Regions from separate parts of the Homo sapiens genome. Here region 2 is linked to region 1. Evidence: chromatin loops called from intact Hi-C (ENCODE). Cell type or tissue: PC-3. All regions are shown on one strand. Each heading gives the region's core, and the rest is flanking DNA. Links, peaks and the distances in the headings are about the cores only.

The links. A loop is a pair of places that touch in the nucleus more often than their neighbours do. Peaks named below come from ENCODE experiments on the same cell type or tissue, not always from the same donor. Only the 100,000 strongest peaks of a DNase experiment are listed, where the experiment ranks them.
Region 2: it touches region 1 in a loop (4-fold over the local background); 13 of 110 quality-filtered maps call a loop at or near these places.

Annotation. Positions count from the first base shown.
Region 1 is chr10:63,583,638-63,593,337 of GRCh38, forward strand. All of the region lies in intron 2 of REEP3 (receptor accessory protein 3), which reads left to right. LOC105378329 (a long non-coding RNA gene) reads right to left here. Exons shown (of 4, transcript XR_001747467.3): 4 at 8,145-8,231. Among named protein-coding and RNA genes, the nearest start is that of REEP3, 67 kb to the left of the region's middle. RefSeq lists a silencer at 5,172-5,466. In PC-3, for the core only: no CTCF peak of the experiment used is centred there; a DNase peak (open chromatin) is centred at 5,004; H3K4me3 peaks cover 331 bases; H3K27ac peaks cover 1,404 bases.
Region 2 is chr10:63,533,161-63,542,860 of GRCh38, forward strand. All of the region lies in intron 1 of REEP3 (receptor accessory protein 3), which reads left to right. Among named protein-coding and RNA genes, the nearest start is that of REEP3, 17 kb to the left of the region's middle. In PC-3, for the core only: no CTCF peak of the experiment used is centred there; no DNase peak of the experiment used is centred there.

The sequences.
Region 1 (9,700 bases), core at 628-8,627:
GTAGGATGACAGTTTGGTATGGGAACTAAGATAACCAGTAGGATGGCTGTGTAGTCCAGTCTATATTTGAATAGTCTTTTTTCCCATGCTAAAATCCCGAGAAATTCTGTGTGGTCCTGTTAAAAGGGAACTGTGTCTCTTACAAATGCTTATTATCCCAAATAAATCAATAGAACTTTAAATAATATAAAAAGTGAAGTATGAATTCTCAGCCAGTGTTGATGGAGAGAGTTATTTTGGGACTGAGAAGTCATTCCTTCCTAAATTCTGCTCCTGGGAACAGTTCCCTTAAGCAGTTCCTGATTTTTGCATCTTTAACACTTCTTTTAAATTAATTATCATCTAATTTTTTAACATATCTGTACTTTCCCATCTCTCAAGTTTCTTAGACTCTACTGAGGTCAGGGTTGAGATATATAAGGCTTCTCTGATTCAAGGGCACTGGGGAAGACCAGTGCAATGTTGCGACAGAGGTATCCATTTCTATATACAGTCGGCCCCATTTTAACTCACTGTAACACCAGATACATTTATATAATGTGAGGCTTTCTCCTTCAGAGCAACAGGATATTCTGTGAGGTATTTGGCAGTGATAATTAGAAACTGCAGGTAAACAATGTTGCTGCCAGTTCCGCATCTGAAAGTAGAACTCCCAAGTCATTGGTGTACTGGGGAGGTGCTGACAGTTAAAACCTGCTTAGATGGGCATGGGGGGAGAAGTACCCCAAAGTTGAGGGAGCTCACATCAATCCTAAGCTAACATATTCACCCCCAACACATGCCCCATCTTTTTAAAAAAAAAAAAAAAAAAAACTATTTTCAGCCACAGTCTCTAGTCACTTTGGATTTAACTTCAAATAGCTTTTTTTCAACCATGCCTCTAACTTGGCACAGCTCTGAGAAAAAATCCCGTAACCAAGCCATCTGGGTTGGATAAAACAGGGAGCTTTTCTATTTGATTTCTCACATTTTGTTCCTCTTTGTTTTTAATGATGGAGTGGGGGGGGAATCATTATGAAGTAACCAAATTATTGGATAAGTTAGTGAATCGGGAATAGATCTTTTCAACTCTATACTGTCTCTAAAAAAATCTGTATCAGAGGATCTCTCTGTTGTCTCTGAAATGTGGTGTAGAATGAATGTTTTGGGTGAATTGACTTGAGTGGGTAACAAGTAATGGTCAGAAAATAAAGTTCTCATTGGGTGGTCTGAAATTCAGCAGTGTTTATTTCTTTTTAGACTCAGCAGAGATTTTTTTTTTCCAGTGAAGCATATTTTAACATGTTATGCTCTGGATTTACTTAGTATGGTTTTAAGTGAATCATTAGGCATGTGTGATTTTTCATTTTTTCTTAAAGACCAGCATTAATAGCTTCATAATTCAAAGAGTCTGTAATTAAGAGAGTTTGAAGAGTTGTTTAAACTCTGTTAACTTTGAAAAAATAGGCTATTTTATATGTGATAAACTGCTGCTTGCAGTTCAGAGTTACTTGTTGGGATTGTGTATCAATTCAGACCTTAAAATGTAAGAGTGGAAGCCATCCTCTGTGCTTGCTTTCCAGGCACAGGGTGCTAGGTACTGAGAATATGAAGATGAACAAGGCACTTTTGATCCCTATTTGTTGTTACAGTCAAATGGCAGGGGTGGTTGTTACATAAACCAACCATATGGATATGTTACAAAGGAAAAGTACGGTACACAGAGATTATATATGATCTCTGGAAGGAGTCAGGGTAATTAGGAAAGGCTTTCTTTTGGAAGTAAAGAAATTTTATTTATACAAGGCAGTGAATAATATGTAATGTAATAAAATACTAGTAGTTATATATTAAATCAGACATTGTGCTGGTAATCACCTATTCTTATCCTTCTATGTTATACTAATCCCCCCATGAAAGCTTTGTGGGTGTAGGAAAACCTTGACATCAAGGTTTATGACTATCTCATGTCAAAGGTTTTGTTTGTAGTAGGCCCTAAGTAATGTTTATCAAATTAATATATCACATTTTTTCTTTTTATTATACAAGTGTAAATTATTACAATTATAACATTTAACTTTATCATTGCTATCATAATGTCTCACTGGTCATAGCATAACAAGTTATATAAAGGTATCATTTAAGAAAAATACTTTGAAGTTAATATGCCATTACTGCTATTATCTATGGCTCTTATAAATCTACAGCAGTGTACCTCCAACCATACCATATTTCCTTGTATACTTGGGGCCTGGGTATTGTTCTCAATTTCTGTGATGGAAATCCTGAGGATCATTTTACAATTGCAGCTTACTTTTTGTTTGCTTTATTTGTTTATCCTGGGATCTAAATCAATTTCATAAAAGTTTTCTCTAAGAATGTAAATCATAGAATCTTGTTTTATTGAAAATGTTAAGAGATCATGAAATGAAGCTAACTCTTCATTTGGCATTAGGGTAGGTAAATGCATACCTATTAAATGAAGCATGGTTTTCTTGATAGTAAATTTAGCCTAGGAGTATGTTCATTTTACAGTATTCACTCCAGCTTTAAATATCCTCTAATTCCTTTGAGAGAGTGAAGCTAAGAACTCTATCACATGACCGTCTGGATTTCTGAAATGCTAAGTCTTTATAAAAGCCTTATGGATTTGAGTAATAATAAAGCAAGTGCTGGCTTGTTAAGTAGGCTAATCTGATCCATGCACTATATAAATCAGAATGTAATTTTAAATACTATGACTTTATATCGCAGATGACTCCATATTCTTCAAAAGAACTTGCCTAATTATAAGAGCATATTTCCTTGGAAAATCAATTTCTTTTGATTTTTAAATGACTTTAAGATTCCATTTGAGGATTATTTTACTTATATATTTTTATTTTAAATGAAAATATTCATCACATTTCTTTAGTCACAAAAAATATAGTAGGTAAAGTGCTCCAGTAGTGAAAATGATTGCCATTTCATTGTGACCACTTTCAAGAGAAGTTTATTACCAAATAATTAGAAAAAAAATGGAAATTATAATCTCACTTGTTAAGTTAACCCAGTTCATTCGTTCTTTTTTTAAAAAATTAATTTTTTATGGTAGGGGTAGAGATGGGGTCTTGCTGTGTTGCCCAGGCTGGTCTGGAACTCCTGTGCTCAAGCAATCCTCCCACCTAAACCTCCCAAAGTGCTGGGATTAAAAGCATGAGCCACGACACCCGGCTTATTAATTCTTTTAATAAGTATTTTTGAGCTTCTGTTTTGTGCCAGGTACTGTACAAGGCATTAGATACACTCTTGGCAAAGAAAACAAAGTAAGCAAAATAAAACATCAAACATCTTTGTTTATAGAGTTTTCCTACTGACGTTTATGCATGTTTTTTTTTTTTTTGCATTTTATTCACTGGCCTCCCACTCAGAATATATTTACTTGAAATATTGTGCCTATTTCTAACAAGTTCATTTATCTGATTTCTTGGCCTATTGAAAGTAGAAGAGGATTGCTGCTGAAACCATGTAGACTGAATGCAGATGATAGCTAACAAATTCACACAGACTTCACACTTGCCAAGGGATCACAATAATAATTTAAAATGGTATTCCTCTAGCTCTGCCTCTGTCTGCTGCATGAGAACATCAATCCTTCCTACCCTTCATTTCTTTCCAAAATACTTCCCTGAGGATATCTCAACCACAGTTGCTTAAAATGTGGTCCCCTTCTCCATTTCTCAATCATTGTAGCACTGTCACGACCAGTCCGGGCATTAGCCCTGCCACAGATGGCAGCTAATAGTACTATGACCAGTGCCTAACTAATTCTGGAACCACTGCTGCTGTGGCCTTGCTCTCTCATTATTACAGAGATTAGTGTAACCTCTTATACTGCGGTAGGCTAAGCCGCTATGATCATAGTATGTAACAATAATGCAATGACTGAAGAACTATAGAAATCTATTTCTTTTTCACATAAAAGTCCTGGTTAGGTGCTCATTTCATCAAGAAGTTCTCCCCACACAACTATTAATATTTGAAAACTCAGATTCTACCCATCTTCAACACATAGCTTCCAAGGGTGCTCTGCTCCCTGCCATCCCAGCCAGTAGGAAGGAAGAGCAAGTGGAAGAGACACCCCCACTTCTCAAAAGCCTCACCTCATATTCTTTTGGTGAGAACTCAACAGATTCCTCATCTACCTGCAAAGAGGGGCTGAGGAACCCAGGCCCTGGCTCAGCCATTTTCTAGCCACACTCTGTCATTCTACCTTTTATGGACAGCAGTACATCATATCCATACTTCTCTTGTTTCATTGTCCTAGACTTTTCATACTTGTTTCATTGTCCTAGACCTTTCATTATAGCCCTTGCACCAGCACCCAGAACTGGTGAAGGCACCATTGGTCATAGTCTGTTCCAGGTCTTCCCTAGACAGCTCCCTTTCCCATCCTTAAAAACATCTTTTCTAAACATTTACTGCTGTTGTGAAATCCACTCACCTTCCCACTCATGTCCAGCCTTAACAGCTAATATGCCGCCTACTGCAGAGTAAAGGTAGAGGGCCTAACCCATGAACCCTTCAACTCTCTTCTGGACACAGCCACTCTTTTCTTCCTTTCTATCTGTCCCAGAGGAAGAGGTATCCCTGCTTCTTTCTTGAGCCCACTCTTTTCCCTCTGTGTTCCTAATCTTATTCTTGTCTATCTCATCCAGGATCTTGTTCCATTAAATATTCCTGCTTTCTCATAATTTGAATCTCATTATCTCTCCAGTATAACGTTAAATCCTTGAGAACATAAACATGCTTTCGTGTTGCTTCATGCTATTTTTTATTCCTTCTCCTTAAAAAAAAAAGATATCTTAAAAGATTAATTTATATGTACTCATCATGTTTTTACCTCCTATCTACTTTCTAGCCTTTTGCAGTTCTTACCAAAAGGAACACATTAAGCTATGTGCATTCCCACATTCATTCACCAATCCATCAACATACATTTATTTACACCTTTTATGCCAGGCACAGATGATTCATCAGTGATCAAAATAAAAGTCTTTGTCATCATGGGGTTTACATTCTACTAGGGAAAAAGCAGAGGAAGAGGGGAAAGCAAATATTTGTTAGATGTGCTTATGATATGTGATACATGCTAAAGAGAAAAATAAAGCAGAATAAGGAAGTTAGGATTTTGATATTTTAAAGAGGGTAGTCAGGAAACGCCTCTCTGATAGGAGATATTCGAACACAGACCTGAAGCAAGTGAGCAAGCTCTTCACATGGATAACTGGGGGAAATGCATTTTAGACAAGGAAACAGCATGCAAAAGGCCTCGAGGCAGGAGCATATCAGCACATACCAGGGCCAGTAAAAGAGCAGGTGTGGCTGAAGCAGAACAGAACAGGAGGTGCAGTAGCAGGTGAGGGCAGAGAGATTGCTGGAGCCACGTAGATACACAGGGCTTTCCAGGCTATAGTAAGCAATGATTGGGAACCATGGGAGGGGTTTGAGCAGAGGAATGGCATGATTTGGCTTCTGTTTTAAGTAGGCACCCTGACTGTTGTATGCAGAATAGAGTCAAAAAAATGGAGTGACCAGTTAGGATGCCACTGAAATAATCCAGACAGGAGGTGATGGTCATTTGAGCTGACGAGGTAATGAAAAATGATTTCTATTCTGGGTGTTTCAAAGGGCTAACAGGTTTAGTAGTGCTGGAACCTTCTATTTTCCCCTCCAGTGGAGCTTTTCCTCCACTCTCCATACTTCTCTGCCCGGCTGCTTATGGCCCAGGAGACTGGTCTATACAGGCTGGATCATCTCTGGCCTCCTTTGGGTTTGGCCCATGAGAGGCCCCTGCACAAGATCAGAAGACAGGAAAAGCATGAGGTCACAATATTTGTTCTCCTAGCCCCCTCACTGCCACCACCAGTTAGCTGTGACCGTGGCTCTCACCTGCTTACCATCTTTGGGTTCCAGGAAGCCTTTTCCTCCCCTACCTCCTTCTCACCTAGATATAATACCAGTTCCTGCAGTGGCTTGCTCAGGGGCACGCCACTATACTTTATTGGTGTTCTTGAACCTTGCACACAGATTTATAAATAATCCCTTTAGTAAGCTTTCCTCCAAATATTGGGATTTTGACCCATACTGGGAGCTAGGACGTCTAATGTACTAAGAACAGCAGAACATCTTTTTTTTTTTTTTTTTTTTTTTTTTGGAAACGGAGTCTTGCTCTGTTGCCCATGTTGGAGTATAGTGTCATGATCTCACCTCACTGCAGCTTCCACCTCCTGGGTTCAAGCGATTCTCCTGCCTCAGCCTCCCAAGTAGCTGGGATTACAGACACGCACTACCATGCCCGGCTAATTTTTGTATTTTTAGTAGAGAGGGGGTTTCACCATGTTGGCCAGGCTGGTCTGGAACTCCTGACCTCAAGTGATCCGCCCACCTCAGCCTCCCAAAGTGCCAAGATTACAGGCGTGAGCCACCGCACCTGGCCCAGAACATCTTTTTAAATTAGGGACGGGATCTCATTATATTGCCCAGGCTGGCCTCGAATTCCTGGGCCAAAGCAGTTCTCCACCTCAGCTTCCCATGTAGCTTGAACTACAGGTGCACTCACGCATTTTAAAAATCATGGTTATTTACTTGTTTTTCTGCCCAGTGAAATGTTGAATCCTTGAGAATGGAACTATCATGTTTATGTTTCTATTCCCATGCCATGAGGCAGGTAGGATTTGCTTACAGTTGAATCAGTGAGTGTTATTTTTAATGTTGCCACCTGAGTCCTCAAGAATTGACTAAATTATGTTTTACATGAAAGATTAATGAAAAGGAGGGTATATGTGCATGTGTCCCCATCTTAGTGCTTATAGGTGTAAACTTCACCTTGTTGGATAATTAAGTTCTCTGGGATCAAGGAAATTTTTTTTTTTTCCTTGACTTGTGTATAGTTATCGACTAGGCTACATAGAAGGGAGGTGCAGAATATTCAGGCAATTCCTATGTTATGTGAGCCTCCTATAATACAAGCCCCCTTTCTGAAAATGAACTGTCATCTGGGTTGAAATTGTGCACCACTGGGAATGGGGGACTTGTAGATTGACAAGGGCCAAAGGGACTTTTAAGGAAATATTGGGTATAGCTTTCTCATTATTCATTGTTCTTGTGAAGATATCTAAACAACAGTTTGTTGATTTTACCAATTGTTTCCGAACTGGAAAGAAATACGATTTGTTCTCACTTCCCCGATAATATATTTCTATCAATAAAGTTAGTAACCTTTTTTCCCAGTAGCTTAAAAGGTGATTTGTGATTTATTAAAGTCACTTGATAAATTACTGACTTCTATTTACATATTTTAACAGCAATTCTTTATATTATATTTGGTTACATATGTTTATAAGATAGTGTATTGGTTTCCTTTCAATTTTTTGGTATTAATACTACATTCTGTTATCAATGTTTTTTGTTGATCTAAAGAATATTTCCTTTATCTTCACATACATTTAGGTTTTGTGTTTTTGTTTTTGTTTTTTTTTTTTTTGACCTTGACTTCTTTCTGCTATTTCTTTTGAGCAAAACCTTAAACAGCAGGCTGAATGGCCTTGAGGTGTAGTTTTAATAAAAGCATCACTGAGTAATCATTTGGTATAAACTCCCAACCAAATACATTAATGGAAAAAAAGAAAGCAATATATTTTCAAGGTTAACTTTCTTTATGGTTGCTTCCATGAATAATACATGGTCATTGAATTTATTTAATTTTTGCCTGTATTCAACTATATTTAAGGTTCATATTTCTGATGAGAACAAAAAAAATCATAGGTTCAAGAGACCAAATTGTCAAAGAATTTATTAATTAAAGACAAATTAAAGCCATGGGGTTTGCATATGTAGAACTGTAGTCAATTCACCAGGAAAATGCCTAGAAATACCCTATTGATTAGATAGTTTGCTGTTGGGTATTTAACTAAAAGTTGAAGCCTTTTCTCTCTCTTTTATTTTTGACACTATTAAATATTCTCACAACCTAAACAGATAATTTTTACTTTCTTAGGAAAAAACATATATTTTAAAGCACATATTTATTTTGTGAGTTTTAAAATTAATTTGATGACTTCATCTGAAAATTGAATAAGCACTTAACTGAAGCACAGCTACTTTTGAAATCTTCAGAATGTGCAGCAGCTCTAATTCATTCCACAATTCGTCATTCAGGGAATGTCAGCAAATGGCTACCGTCTGTACAGTCCTTTTGCCTCTACTCAACCCTATTAACAAGTAAATTAAAACAATTTGTGGAGCATTACTTATAGTTGTTATCCCCTTGGAAGATCACAACCATCAACACAGTTGTAAAATAATGAAAACGTGAAATAATGAAAAATAGAAAGTAGTTACTTAAATGCTTTTATTTTTCTGTGAATTTATTAAATTTTCTGTGAAGTGAGCCATATTTCACTTAAGCCTCCACTTTCCTGGGAAAGGAGGTGATAATATGTACACTGAGGTCTCTGTGCTGAGTACTGGAGAGGGAGAGAGCCAGGAAATCCTAGAGAACTGGAGAGACTGGTCTGATGGCAGCCGCTTGTTTAAAAAGCTGCATCCTTTGGGCTTCAAGGTGGACTGTTCCTCCTTCAGCCATTTCCTAGTGCAGTGATCTTGAGCAACTTATTGATTTTGGCCCTTTGTAAAATGAGAGGAGTTCACCATATTACTTATTTTCAAACCCTTCTCATAGAACACAAGGGTTTCTTAGAGTCTCCCCAAGAGTCTAGGGCAGTATAAATGAGAGACTCAGCCAGAACAGTTTCTCTTGTAATGTATTTACAGGGTTTTTTGTTTTTTGTTTTCGGTAAAGGGTTGTTTAGTTTAAAAAAGCATGATGATTCCCCAAATCCCTGCTAGCTTAACAAAAAAGCACACGGTTCAGTTTGTAGTCATTTTTTCCTTCGTTTCTTTTTAGGAGGGAGGCCTATAGTCAGGATTGACTCTAAAAGATAACCTTATGGGCCGGGCGCGGTGGCTCATGCCTGTAATCCCAGCACTTTGGGAGGCTGAGGCAGGCAGATTGTCTGAGGTCAGGAGTTCGAGACCAGTCTGGCCAACATGGTGAAACCCCGTCTCTACTAAAAATACAAAAAAATTAGCCAGGCATGGTGGCGTGCGCCTGTAATCCCAGCTACTCAGGAGGCTGAGGCAGGAGAATTGCTTGAACTAGAAAGGTGGAAGTTGCAGTAAGCCGAGATTGCACCACTGCACTCCACCCTGGGCGACAGAGCAAGACTCTGTCTCAAAAAACAAAAACAAAAACAAAAACCTTATGAATACAGCTGAGAAGTGAAAGTACTAAATTAGTGTTTGGATTTGGAAGGACTGAGGGAATGAACTCATACAAGAGCATCATTTCCTCTTTTAGAAACAGGTAGGGAGGGGCCGGGCGCGGTGGCTCACGCCTGTAATCCCAGCACTTCGGGAGGCCGAGGCGGGTATTCATATTTCACATTACAATTGCTTCAGAAGTTATTCATGGCTATTTTCTATTGGGTTGTTCATGTAAATAGACAATTGAAAAAGCTATTTGAGTTATCATTTTATATTGCCTGCGAAATACCCAAACAAGCATCTGTATTAAAACTAATAGGTCAATTTCCCAGTTATATATAAGGACCTAAATTTTTTTGTCACTCATGAGGTGAGAACAAGGAAAGTGGTAGTCATCCTTGGACCCTACATTGGG
Region 2 (9,700 bases), core at 838-8,837, 50 kb before region 1:
ATCTTAAACTATACTGCTTGTATGCTTCCTGTGGAGGATCAGATAGAAAATGTGGAATGCACTTTCACCAAAACTGTGAAGTGGGCAAACTGACTCTTGGAGAGGCCCACAGGAACAACAAGCCTAGTCGTTCTTGAGTGTTGACATGAAGAAAGTGCAGATATGGAAATAAAATAGAATATTTGGTGATATTTGCCTAATGGATACCGTTATTGTCATGATCAGTTCTTCACTGGTTTGTGGCTGTGGTCTTTATTTTCTGCTTAGGAAGCTGATCAATCTCACTATTGCTGAACACACTTCCAAGTTGTTCATTCAGTCCTTTTTATTTGCATTATATTTTTGGTTATTAATTTTCATCAACCGTAGTTTTTTTCTGGTTTTCTGAAATATAGGGACTTTCTGTTTTAACTTTGTATACCTAAGTTAATTTTGTAAATAGAAATGATAATGGTTTTAGGATGTTTAATGGATCGTGAGTGAATGAAAGTACTCTTTAAAGATATACCTATATAAGTCCACATGAAAGAGCCTTGGAAGTATGTAAATCTTTTTTTTTTTTTTTGAGACGGAGTCTCGCTCTGTCTCCCAGGCTGGAGTGCAGTGGCGCGATCTCAGCTCACTGCAAGCTCCGCCTCCCGGGTTCAAGCAATTCTCCTACCTCAGCCTCCCAGGTAGATGGGGTTACAGGCGCCCACCACCATGCCAGCTAATTTTTGGTATTATTGGTAGAGACAAGGTTTCACCATGTTGGCCGGGCTGGTCTCAAAGTCCTGACCTCAGGTGATCTGCCCACCTCGGCCTCTCAAAGTGCTGGGATTGCAGACATGACCCACCGCGCTTGCCCTGGAAGTATGTAAATCTTAAAGAACCTGAAAATATTAAGGTGTGAAATAAAGTTATATGAGAAAAATAGTCAGAAAGTTCTGTGTAGAGATATTCTAAAAAAAACCTGATCTTTCCTTGCTAAGTAAAAATGAGAAATTTAAATTGGAAATAAACTTTTTTGTCCACAAAGATTATGCTTATTATGATGAAATAATTCTTAAGAATTTCTAGATGTTATATCTTGAAGTATTATTATTTTTTATTTTTTTTTTGTTTTTTAGAGACAGGGTCTCCCTCTGTTGCTCAGGCTAGAGTGCAGTGGCACAGTCATAGTTCACTGTAACCTCAAATCCCTGGGCTCCAGCGATCTTCCTGCTTCCACCTCCTAAGTAGCTAGAACTATAAGCACACACCACCACATCCAGCTAATTTTTTATATTTTGTAGAGATAGGGCCTTGTTATGTTGCCCAGACTGTTCTTAAACTTCTGGCCTCAAGTGATCCTCCTTCCTTGGTCTCCCAAAGTGATGGAATTACAGGCGTGAGCCACTACAACCAGTTTTGAATATTTTATGTGGTAAATAGGATGCAAATACTGCCTTGTTTCAATTGGTTTCCTATAAGTTTAAGATACAGATGTATTGTCTCTGTGTAAATCTGTACCCAATTGCCTCAGATTTTTGCTGGTGACAAAGTCTTACAGTGCTTTAACTAAAATAGCTCACCTAAAACTAGGATCAGAAAAATATAGGATAGTAAGCCATTTTAAAAGTAATGGTTACAATAGAGACCTTGAGTTCCTGAATGACTGATAAATATAAAGGAAATACTGAAAATGAAATGACCTATAACCCTACAAGTGACACTGCCTAGACACACTTTTTAAGTGTATGATGAGGGCAGGAACTGTATGAGAAAGGAAAGCAGTCAGTTTTTCCTTTGAGGTCTAAAATTATGCTCTCCCACTGCAAAGTATGCCATCACTGTCACTTGGCTTCTCTTTTATTCTTTCCTCACCTTTATCTCTGGGTTTTTCTTTTTCCTTCATTCTCAATAAAAGTAGGAAGAGAATGGTATGGTCTCTGTCATGTGAAGAGAAATAATAATTTTTAAAGATTAGAAATATAATCTATTGTTTCAAAACTAACAGAAGAGAGGAAAGGAGGCTAAAGAGATACAGAAGGCCAAAATAAAGGGGTCAAGTAGGTGAGAGAGACATAAGGGGAAAAAAAGATGGTAGAAATGGGTTCAAATATATCAATAATAACAATAAATATCAACAAATTTTATCTTCCTGTTAAAAGACAGACTAAAATACTGGAAGGAAAAGAACTATAAAGTATAAAACATGATTGAAAGATAAAAGGATATCTGAATAAATGTATAGTTTATGTTAATGGGTCAATATTAATTAATGATTATCAGTTCATCTCCTAAAAAGTCTATAAATTTAATGGAATTCCAACAGGATTTTTATTGTTGTTTTCATGGAACCTGATAGGCTAATTACCTATAAAGTTCATATGAAAGAGCAAAAGCCCCAGAATCAAGAAGACAACTGTGAAGAAAAAGGAATAAAAACTTTCACTATTACATGTCATGATTTATTATAATGTAGGAATTACAACCTTGTAGTATTGTTGCTGTGATTGACAGTAGACTTAATAGAACATGTAACAAATCCAGAAATTAACCCAAGCTTGCAAAGAATCTGATATGACAGTGGTAGAATTCAAAATCAATGGGAAAGTATACCTAACTTAATAAATAGTGTTGTGATAATTGGTTATCTCTCAGAAAAAAAAATTAAAAAATAAAGATCTTTACTACACAGCAGACTCAAAAATAAATCGTAAATGTATTATCTGCCCAAGTGTAAAAAGTACAGCACTTAAACTTTTGGAAGAAAAGGTAGGAGAATATCACAATTTGGTAGAGAAGAATTTTTCAGACCCTACAACAAACCATAGAGGAAGCAACAGATAACATTTGTCTACATGTTTTATAGCCTACCATGTATCTGATGCTCATTCTGCATCAGGCATTATTCTAAGCAGTTTCAAACTAATTTGTTTCTGTTTCACAACCATCTTCATGACACAGGTACTGCTGTTATGTTCATTTCACCAATGAGAAACCTCAGGCTTAGAAATGTGAAATAACTTCCCAAAGTGGTCACACAGCTGCCAAGTAGCAAAGCTATATGGCAGTTGAGCTCCGGACATAGACCTTAATGTGCTATAATTTACACCTGTTATTTTAAATCCTCCTTGTTGAGATAGAATTTATATATAATAATTTCTATGTGTTTCATCAGATGTGTACACTCACATATCATCACCCTATCAAGATTCAGTTATTATCCACAGTGGTGGTTGAATGTCCATTTCTATTACATTCACCATTCCTGATAATAATTTTATCTCTCTCTATGTGAAAAGTATCTAAATTATTTAAAATATCCTCAGGATATAGAATTTTAAAAGCTAATTAGAAACTCATATTGCTGTTTTCTCAATTCCTTTCTAACTTGGGGCAAGGAAGGAGGGTGCAATGGGAGAAGCCAGCACTAGGATTGTTGCCCAGTGAGAGTAAAAAACGTCAACAGTTACATTGCTTAGATAACTAATAAAGTATAATAATCAGAAGATAAAAAGAATTCTTTAAAATCAGTAAGAAAAAAAATTAACCTAAAAAGAAAAGTGGACAAATGAACTGGTATCTCATAGAAGAGGAAACCAATGGCAACTAGACATATAAAAAGATAGACAAAACTCATTAGTTTTCAAGAAAATGTAAATTACAACCACATTGAAATTCCATTTCACACTTACTAGATTGCAAAAATTAAGAAGTCTGAAAATACCAAGTGTTGGCAAAGATGTGTACAGCAACAGGATCCTTTTCATGATGCCAGTAGGAGAGTAAGATGCTGGAACTGCTTTGGAAAACAATTTGGCCCTAACTTATAGTGTTAATCACTCACATACCCTATAACCCAGCAATCCCACAACTAGCTATGTACCATCAAAGAAATTTGGCATATGCATCAAAAGACATTTGCAAGGATATTTATAGGAAAATCCTTAAAGCAAAAGTCTATGAAAAATAATAGTTTACGTGGACAGAAGAATTGGTAAGTAAACATTGGTTTATGTACAAAATGGAATATTATACAACAGGAACTACTACTTAGAAGCCTCAACTTGGATGACCGTTAGGAAAGTTATAGTGTTTGTGTTTTGTTTTTTTTAAAGCAAGCCAGATATGATTACCTATGGTATGATAGCATTTTAAAGGCCCTACCATAGGCAAAACTGAACAATGTATAGTTTAGTAATGTATACATACACACATATATATATTTAGCAAGTCTATTTTTCAGAAAAGACAATAATGATAAATTATAGGATAGGGGTTAGCTCTGAGAGTCTGGGAGAGGAGAGGGATCTGGAACAATGATATTTGATATTCTGCTTCTTAAGTTGGATGCCGGATTCACTGGGCTCATTTTACTGTGTGTGCTTCATAACTTAGAAGTGTGTGTCATATATTCTTTTCCTTTAATCAATGATTACATTAAAAACATGTTTAACACTTGCAGTGAGTCAGGACCAAGATATCTACAGTAACTAAAGGGGCGAGCTTAGAGAAGCAGGGAGCAGGTAGCAACGGAAAGGAGAGGCTGATCCTGTCCCAGCCCATATGCTTCTTCCTGGTGTAGAGGCCAGTTTCAGTGCTGAGCCAGGCCACAGATGGAGGCAGGGAAGGGGCTGCACCTGTCATGATGAGTATGTGAACAGAAGGCCAGAACCTCTATGAAATCGCCAGGCAGGCTGTCTCTTGTCCTTTCTTTTTCTCAAAGCTGGTATGAATCCAAAGAAGAATGTCCAATTTCTTATTTACCCAAGGGATTTTTGAGGTTCTGGAGGTACATACATAGATAGCCACTTAAAAGCTTTCTTCCCCCCCCGACCCCCATTGATTTCTTGTCTATTCAGATAACAGTTGTTTTCTTGTCTATTCATTTGATACATGGGATATTGCTATAAAAAGAAAATGTCTAAAAAATGTGTAAATTAATGTGCCTGCACTATAGCTCCTTCCAGTTTAAGACAGGCCTAAGAGATAGTGTTGATATTGAAATGTAGAATAATATTCTTCACTCCACAGCTTCTGCTTCTTATTTTTCATGATATTTCTTGCCTATTTTGTTAGTTTAGCCTATCAAAAATGTCACATTGCTTGAAACTCCCTAATACCTACATAAGAGTAATTTAAATTTTTGAGTGATATTTCACAGCAATTCCCCATAATTAGTAAGAAAATAACATTAGCCCAGAATCTGGATGGTTCTAAACCTATCAGTGGGAGATAACATCTAATATTAACATTTTATACTTGATGTGCAGCTCTGATTCTTGATGCACACAGAGTGTCATTTATATAAGACGAGGAAAACGGGCCGGGTGCGGTGGCTCACATGTATAATCCTGGCACTTTGGGAGGCCAAGGCGGGCGGATCACCTGATGTCAGGAGTTCAAGATCAGCCTGGCCAACATGGCAAAACCCTGTCTCTACTAAAAATACAAAAATTAGCTGGATGTGGTGGCACGTGCCTGTAATCCCAGATACTCGGGAGGCTGAGGCAGGAGAATCGCTTGAACCCAGGAAGCAGAGGTTGCCGTGAGCCAAGATCAAGCCACTACACTCCAGCCTGGGCGACAGAGCGAGACTCCATCTCAAAAAAATAAATAAATAAATAAAGATGAGGAAAATGAACATTATTAAATGGTGAATTTTCCATGTGTGTTTTCCATGTGGTCAACATTGCTGTGGGGGTGATCTGGCTAAGACATCTGTCACCTACTGATAGCCAGGATTTATTTGGCCTGTGAGACTATCCCCTTGCTTCCTTGTCATTCCATGTGCTGTGCTCACTTGATCAGTAGAGGACATTCACAGCCTCACTGCCCCTCAAGAACATAACCGTGAGACATTAGCTAGTAGATTTGCAGATCTGTTCACAAAGATTTCTAGTTAAAGAATGCAAAGTAACTAAATTTACTAGATTTCACTTCAAAAGTTATCTATACCTATACTGCACTCCTACAGTTGCCCGAAATACCAACAGATTGCCAACTTTAGGTTAAATAACACTTTTTTTTTTTGTATGAAGAATGCTAGTCTACAGATGGGCCCTGAAATCAGTGGCCATTTACTTCTTTTACTCCTAACCAGATTCTTGTTTAACTATAGGTTTATTAGGGTCTTATGTTTTGGTAACATTTAATCTGTCAAACCAATCCTAAAACTTTCTGATAAACAGGCAAAATTTTCTAACCATACTGACCCTTTGAATTTTGTAAGATGGGGTAATTTAAAATTATAGCTTTGAGCCAGAAGAGCAGTTTTATAGCTTTACCAATGTTGGAAATTGATGCTGTCATTTAATTTGAGAAACATGGTTGATAGACCATATATTTTTCATGTAACTTTAAGCTCTTAGAAAATCTTAAGAATCCAGGTACAGTGGTGTGTACCTATGGTCACAGCTACTCAGGAGGCTGAGGTGGGAGTATTTCTTGAGCCTAGCAGTTCGAGATCAGCCTGGGCAACATAGCAAGACCCCATCTCTTTAAAAAAATGTTAAAATTATGTTCACTGTTACTGAACACATGATAAATTAAGATTATCCATTGTCATAGAGACGCTTTGGGTTCTTCATTTAGAATTAGAGCTTACAAAGTATTATACCATATTTAAAAGCTTTAAAAACCCTTTCTCAGACTTCATTGCCAAAGATTCTGATTTAACTGATTTGGGATGGCACCTGGACATACTTTTTTTCTTAAAAAAACTCTCCAGGTGATTGGGTTTGAAAAACATTACACTAGAGGATATGAGAGAAAACCTGGTGATGATTTTTTGAGAAATAGTAGTGTAGTGTCAGGAAACGGTCACAGAGCTGAGCTGCCAAATACTGTTACCATTTTAAAACGCAACAAAAATTGTAAAATATTCTCAGTTCGATTTTCAGTGACTTTATGATATTAAAACAAGAAAATTTGAGTATCTAAAAATTATCTGAAGCTTAACAGTAAGCAACATTAGTGGCCTATAAGGAAGTGATTTTTCTAGACAAACTTGATTGGTCTTTTAAGATTGAATTACAGAAGTATTAGGAGAAAAGAATGTAATAGAGGGACTGTCTGGATTTTATTACAACATTCTCTACAGTACCTCATGAAATTCAACTTGGAAATGCAATTTATATTTCCAGTTAGTATGAGAACAAAGTCTAGCAAACAGCAAAATAACATATTTGTGAGATGGCTGTACAGCACATTTGTAGCAATACACATTTAAGCTGCCTTGAAAAGATCATTTGTAAAATTTGTCAGTGTGGAGCTTTATGTTTGTTTTTAATTAAAATCATTTCATGCCTTTTAATGTATCCACAGTATTAAGACTGTAAACTAGAATGTGTTCTACATCTTGGTTAAAAAATAATATGTAATAAAAATCTGAAAAGGATGGGGAAGGGAGAAGGGAGGAAGGAAGCTTGAGGGCAAATTTTATCTACCATAGCAGAAAGACAGATGCTTTTTAGAATTGGAACACCAGCCTTTCATAATCCTTTTCTTAAAAGATTATGTTGGACCCTGACATTTCTACCGGTTAAGTACAATTTATTTATTCCTTCAGTTTTACTTATCACCTGTTAAATTTAAGCAAAATGTAATTTAAAGGTTTTTTGTTTTGTTTTGTTTTTTTAAATAGACAAGGTCTCACTCTGTCTCCTAGGCTGATGGCAAACTCCTGGTTTCTAGCCATCCTCCCACCTCAGCCTCCCAAAGTGCTGAGACAACAGGCATACACCACCATGCCCAGCTTAAGGATTTTTATTTTAAGTGACATATATTTTTAAGATCCCATTTCTATGTAGTCTATCAATCTTCTTTCTCTACTAATAATATGAAATTAGATAATCAAATGTTATCATTGATTATTTCTGGGCAGTGGATCTAGGGGAGAGTTTTAGATTTCTTTATTCTTTCTGGCAGTGTTTCTATAATAAATATGAATCATCTCTACTAAAAGCATTTATTTTAAGCCATAAAACATGTTACTTTTTAAACAAATAAAATAATTTAAATTGAAGACTAGTTCTAATTCATCTTCCCTCAGAATTATCAATACCTTTATTTTATAGTCTCAATTTTTCATATCAACCATGATTAAAATCTTTAAGTGCTGGCCGTAGAATGGCGTATGTCTACAAAACAAGCTGAAATATTAGCATGTGTCTAACCGTATGACCTTAACCTTTAAAAGTTATTTCTAGGAGGATAGGGGTGTGATTGACTCTTTTCAGATGGTTCATATAGTTCTAGATTTTCCATAGAACCCTAGAATTTGCTTACTAGGTACAATTCATTTTTCTTAAATAATCAGATGAAAATGAGACAGTACAAAAGGATAAAGTTTCCATCTATTCTATATTAGGACAAAAACAAAGTGGTAGCATTTAAACCCAAATAAGCAGTGTATATTAGCTACAGAAGTATAACCATCTACCAGTATACAATTTGCTGAACAGAAATTGATGACCTTTGTTCTAACATACTTATTCTATCCAGAGAAGTTTTTTTTTTGAAGGTTAATAAACTCTCCAGTTATATTAACGAAAGAACTGAGTACTTAGTTTGTTATTTAAAGGTCAACCAGTAGCATTTTACGTGCAGTTTAAATTCTTCAAAATCTGATAATAAAGATATCTCAACAAAGGATAGGCAATATTTCTTTTTTCCATTTAAAGTGGCCCTGCCCGTAGCAATGGGATAAAAGCAATATTAAATTCCTTCTTCCAGCCAACTTTGAAATTGTTTTTATGAAATTATAACAACTTTTAGAATTCACATTTTTCCATTTTTATGCATAAGGTAAAACTTACTAATATTTCTATGTCATATTACTTCTAGTTTACAGAATTGAGAGCTTCATAAAATGCAAAACACATCATTATCCTAATTCATTATCCTAATTAGAGTTGGTATAAGTGACATCACTACTTCTTTTTGTTTTTGTTTTTGTTTTTTTTTTTTGAGACAGAGTCTCACTCTGTTGCCCAGGCTGGGGTGCAGTGGCATGATTTCAGCTCACTGCAACCTCCACCTCCCAGGTTCAAGCGATCCTCCTGCTTCAGCCCCACTAGTAGCTGGGATTACAGGCATGCACACCATGCCTGGCTAATTTTTGTATTTTTAATAGAGACAGGGTTCCCATGCTGGCCAGTTGGTCTCGAACTCCTGACCTCAGGTGATCCACCCGCCTCTGTCTCCCAAAGTGCTGGGATTACAGGCGTGAGCCACCACACCCACCCAACATCACTAATTCTAAGTAGTTGTATGACTTTACTGCATCTCTAAAATGAGGACACATCTGTTCTTCATTAACTCACAGACATTGCTGAAAGGCACAAATGTGATATTCTGTATAAATATCCTTTATATCCTTATGATACAAAGAACTATATTATCTACAAAGAAGTATATTATCTATATAAATTTTGTATCAACTATACAAATACAGCACTATATTACCACTCCTTGTTCCTTTAAAACAATCCATTTGCATTACAGCAAGGCACTAATCAGTATTTCAGACTCGCAACCCTTTTGTAAGAACATTATTAGAATTATAAAGAAATGAAAGATGATGAAAAATAAGCTTCTGGAATTTTTATATTTTGGAGTTTTTTCACATCTTAATATCATGTAGATGCCAATTTGTGGACCTTAAGTAAGGTGACTTTAACAGTTTGACCGTAAGTCTAATAGATTAATAATTCTAACATGTCTAACTTAG